2 separate regions of the Mus musculus genome follow, and region 1 is linked to region 2. A link is a loop called in an ENCODE intact Hi-C map of the cell type or tissue named here. Cell type or tissue: heart. All regions are shown on one strand.

Region 1 (2,500 bases), 270 kb before region 2:
AATATTAACTGAGGCCAACCACGGGAGTAATGGTAATTATGTGGACATGGGTCCAAGTGACCAAGTACATAATCATATACTGTCATAGTCACATGGCAAGAAACCAGAAGGCATTATCTTCAGTTAAGCCATCATTGGTGAATGGAAATGATAGTATCTTGGGCTCCACAGGAATATTTTTCCCTTATACAGCCAACTATATCTCCTCTTAAAGTGCCATCCACAAAAGTATTAGCAAGCATGGACCTAAATAACGTATAAATTCAAGGTACCAGTGGGATGTTTATTATTTAATGCCTTCGCTGTGACTACTCTTAACATATTACTATGTCACCAGAAGTGGCAGGCTTCTGGCTATGAAAGAAAAATTTAAAAATAGCACCCTGGTAAATTTGAAAGACCTCTAAAACGAAGTGGAGGAGAAACTGATGTCAATGCACATCGCACAAGACATAGTAACAAGATTACAGGCAAGATACATTCATTGGATTCGTCCCAAGAACATGTGTAACTTGTCCTCATATAAAGACACTTTATTGTAAACCCATGTAAACTGTGAGTGCAGACTGTAATAACTAGGTGCTTTTCTGCTAAGCAATGCATGCTGATGATTACAACTAAGAGGTGGGCACCTAAAATTCCCAAGGTGACTAGAAGGGTACTACTTTCTTTAACGTTTATTTTTGTTATTGCCTATATTTTAAGAAACAGCTTGTAAGCCGATTAGAAAAGTCCATTGGGTCTTTATAAAGATGTGACTACTCGTGAAAAGAATAGTAGAATCCACATATAATTCCGCTTTTCAAGAAGTGTAGGGCTGTTTGCTCTTTAGCAGAAGAAAACGTGATTTTTAAGTTACCCATTCAGTATTTTAACCAAACAAGTTCCTTTTGGTCTTTCCCATTATATATGTGGAAACTGTCCTTGGCAAAAGTACAGAGGTACGTGGCCGCTGCTACGTGCGTTTGAGAACCTTCTCTGTGACACTGGTCACGAGATAGACGTGCGTGTTCTTAAACGCAGAAATGCCCTTGGTGGTTCATTTCCGATTCTTACACCGGTGTCACGCCCGGTCATTAACTCAGGTTCTGCTTCCAGGCCCTTCCTCAAGTACCATTCCGGGGGCGTGATTCACCGAAGGGCAGGTCGGGGGCAAGAGAGCAGGAGGTCACTGCAGGAAACTAACCGCCCGACCGGACTGCGCTGGCCCAGGCCTCGCCTGGGGCGCCGAGAGGCCGCCCCACCTTCCCGCCTTCCTCCTCCCGACCCCCGCCGCCCCGCAGTCCCGCGCCGCCAGTCTCTGCGCCGGAACTGTGTCCCCGCCGACCGGGTCCTCTGAGGACTGAGGAAGGCCATGACCCTCACCTAGCCCGGGACTCCGCAGGGTGTAAAACGGCTTCCCTGGTCTCCCGGGCGACCGCGCTGCACGTTGGCCTGACGTCAAGGCGCGGTGACGTCACAGCCCCCGCCGACGCGGAAGCGGAGCTTCTTTTGCATCATTTGTCCCAAAAGCGAGCTAGGCGGAAGCTGGAGCGGGTGGCGGGGGTCGAAGGAGAGGGCGGATTTACGCGCGGTTCTGTGACGGACGGGGATGGGGCTCTGGAACCCGCGGGGACGACGGGCAGCCGAGGCTGATGAAGAGGCGGGAAGTGGGTGGCCATGTGCCTCATCTGCAGGGGCAATCATTGTTGTCGAACGGAAGGAAAAGAAGCTTTTAAGTGGAATTGACTGGGGAAGGCTTGCTTAGAATTTCATTCTGGTCCAAAGAAGTCAAGATGACGGGTTTAGTTCATGAAGTATTACTGAGACGTGCTACTGCACACTCAAGTAATGGAAGGCCTCTTGTTTTTACACACTGACGACTTCCCTTTATTCATACTTTATTCATAAAACAAATACTGATGACCTACTACGCAACAAGCAAGCAGGATGAGATGATGCTTGGTGACTAACACAGGCCACTGGTATGATTAGTGTCTTCGTAGTCTGCTCCTTTTCCAGGAGCATCTGAGGTCCAAAGTTCTGATCCTCCAGTAACTAAAGAAAACACGGTTTCCTAGCAGAAAAGAACAATAATTGCTGTTAAAGAATAGTTTGCATGAATAGAAAGAAAAGGCATTGGAGAGAGGAAGGTGAACAGGTGATTTGAAATAGTGCCAGATCTATTGGAGCTGCTGGTTGATCACTAGTATGAAAATAACCGCATGAAAATAGTGAATACTCCCCTAAGTCATGAAAGATATAGATTATGCAGAAACTAACAACAGTTACTTACTATTGAGTAACTAGTATTATGTACTGTATATCATTGAATATATACAAGAGGGCTAGAAACAGAGGGCTTCTGACAGCATCACCACGAACACTACACAAAATGTCTCGGTAACTAACATCACTAGATATTAGGAATTTTATACCAAAAGTATTGTTATAGGGCACATAACTACAGTTTGGACAATAATTACCGAGCACTTGTATCTAAAAAGGAAGGCAATCCTCT
Region 2 (2,500 bases):
GGAGTCTCTCACTCTTCAAGGCCCCTGGCTGAGCCTTTTCCAGCTCAGGACAGACCTGCTTCAGGATGTCGTAGTACTGCTGGGTCTTGAATTGTTTGGGAAACACAATACCTTTGCAGCCTACCTTTCTGAGGACATATTCCAGTTCTGAGGACTGGTAGGCTGGGTTCACAGACACCAGGATGATGCCTGCCTGGGCAGTAGCCAGCTGAATAAGTACCCAGGCATAGGAGTTGGGTCCCTGCATGCCCAGCCGGTCACCCTTGCGGAGGCCAATGCTCAGAAGACCAGAAGCAGCTTTGTCCACCTCCTCCTTGAGCTGCGCAAAGTTCAGCCTGATGTTTTCATGGAGGATAACCAAAGCCTCTCTGTCGGGGAACCTCTGCGCTGTGGCGTCAAGGCACTCGCCCACAGTTGTGTTCACAAGATGGGAGTCGGTGTGGCCCTGAATGTAGCTGAGGCCTCCAATGGGCAAGGGGTTGGTGCAGTTCACCATTCCAGAACTGAGAGCGCGGACACTCTGCAACTTCGAGTTCGGCCGAGGGCGAGTGAGCAGCGTCCGGGGGCCCCGCGCCCCCAGGCTCGCGATACACAGCCTCCCGAAGCGCAGCATCCCGTGATAGACAGCCATGGCTCGCTTCCGCCGCGGGTCTGGGCCAGGAGTAAAACTCCACAAGAGTTTTTTTATTTTCCAATTCTAAAGACTGTAATGAGAGAGTCTTTTAGAGGCTAAGAGGCTTTGTTGATTAAAATGATGTAATAGTAATAATAATAATAATAATAATAATAATAATAATAATAATAAATTAAACCATGCAGATGGCTCAGAGGGTAAAGACACAAACGTGACAATTTGGTTCAATCTCTGGGACCCAGAAAGTAAAAGTAGACAACTAACTTCCTCAAGTTGTGTTCTGACAACGTTGTGGCACGGCCCTCCAACCAATCAATCAATCAACTAATCATCAATCAACCAATGAGCCAATTGTTCAATCAATGTAATAAATTTAAAAAGAAATATAAAGTGCACATGTGGAATGAAATACCAATAACGTTAGTTAGTTCGTTAGCTAGCTGGTTAGTTAGTTAAAACAGTACTGCTTGTATGGTTGCTCATTTCGATTATCCAAGCCTGTCTCTGGAGACTGAGGCAGGCGAGTTAGAGAGCAGCTCTAAACTACACACTAAACTACAAATCCCTTCATTCTTTGTGGCATTGAGGCGCCACGTACCCTGAAGGATGCGGAAGTCTTGTTCGCATGCCCAATCGTACCTCGACGCTTGTGAAACGACGGCAAGATGGCCAATCCCGAAGCAGCGTACCCTGCGGAGTCCCGCCTCCGCGTTGCGCTGACGGGTCGCGGGCGGATACGCGGCCTTCTGAACCTTCCCTGCCTCCCTGCTCCCGGCCTCCAGTCTTCAGCTCGGCCATGGCTCCCAAAGGCGGCTCCAAGCAGCAGTCCGAGGAGGACCTGCTCCTTCAGGATTTCAGCCGCAACCTGTCGGCCAAATCGTCGGCGCTGTTCTTCGGGAACGCGTTCATCGTGTCTGCCATCCCCATCTGTGAGCTTCGGGCGGGCGGCGGTGGCGGCGGGGACGTGGCGGGCGCGGCGGGGAGGCCTAGTGTCCGGAGCAGCGTCCTCGGGAAGTCACTCGCGGCGTGCTTCTGAGCCGGGCGCGGGTTCTGGCCCGGAATCTCTTTTTGGTACACTGCCCTTCTCCTCACCACTGTTGGACACTAGGATGTCTTTAATGAACCGGGCGGGGGAGCCACTGATAAACCTTCACTGAATTAGCAGCGTGACCCGTGGCAAACCTCCCCTTACTCCCGAGCATCCTTTGGACGTGCAGAATGCCAAGTTAGGCCTTGCCCGAGGTCCGCGATCAGCCTTGTTTAGGATTTCAATAACTCCTAGAGAGCAGCTCGAGCCTTCTCGATTGAATGAGAAACTGCCCACTTGAAGGCCAAAACTGTCTCCAAGTCCAGGTTTTCCGAGTTTCCTGTCTCCTGACCCGCACTGCCGCAGTGCTGCAGGCCAATCATGTCCAAAAAAAGTTCTTTGTTATTTTGGCCTTGTAAAAAGCTCAGCTTGCAGTGAATGTGGTGTGGAGCCCCCTGGGTTCACTGGCCCGACAAAGCATTGTTTGGATTTCAGTGAGCAGCCACGTCAGCAAGTTAACCAAAGTTTTGGGACAGCGGTTGATTTAAAATGGCCCGTGTTTTAACTTCCTAGTATTCCATGAGTGAAATTGTTATTATTTGTAATCCCCACTCCCAGTTTGTTCTCAAGTTAGAAGATGAAATTTCTAGACTAGCAATATCCCCACAGCCTACCTTTCTGTACTGGGAAAGCCCTGAACTGGGACAAACCCAGTTTATTGTCTATCTCACCTCTAGTGAAGTTTTTCGGATACTGGGTGGGATTTACTGACTCTCATTTACCTGGCTTAGCTGTAGTCTGGCATGTGCAATGGGGCAGTGATGTTGTGTGTCCCTTGC

What was found. Hi-C counts contacts between places; a loop is a spot of excess contacts. Peaks named below come from ENCODE experiments on the same cell type or tissue, not always from the same donor. Only the 100,000 strongest peaks of a DNase experiment are listed, where the experiment ranks them.
Region 1: a loop joins it to region 2, with 2.5 times the contacts of the local background. A loop is called at or near these places in 15 of 42 quality-filtered maps.

Annotation. Positions count from the first base shown.
Region 1 is chr3:65,665,177-65,667,676 of GRCm38, reverse strand. Lekr1 (leucine, glutamate and lysine rich 1) reads right to left here and starts at 1,449. Exons shown (of 13, transcript NM_001166659.1): 1 at 1,366-1,449. In heart, no CTCF peak of the experiment used is centred here; a DNase peak (open chromatin) is centred at 1,466; H3K4me3 peaks cover 1,255 bases; H3K27ac peaks cover 1,582 bases.
Region 2 is chr3:65,391,468-65,393,967 of GRCm38, reverse strand. Ssr3 (signal sequence receptor, gamma) reads left to right here and starts at 1,415. Exons shown (of 5, transcript NM_026155.3): 1 at 1,415-1,563. The coding sequence starts at 1,431. It also overlaps the pseudogene Gm5540. In heart, a CTCF peak has its summit at 1,467; a DNase peak (open chromatin) is centred at 1,327; H3K4me3 peaks cover 1,591 bases; H3K27ac peaks cover 1,251 bases.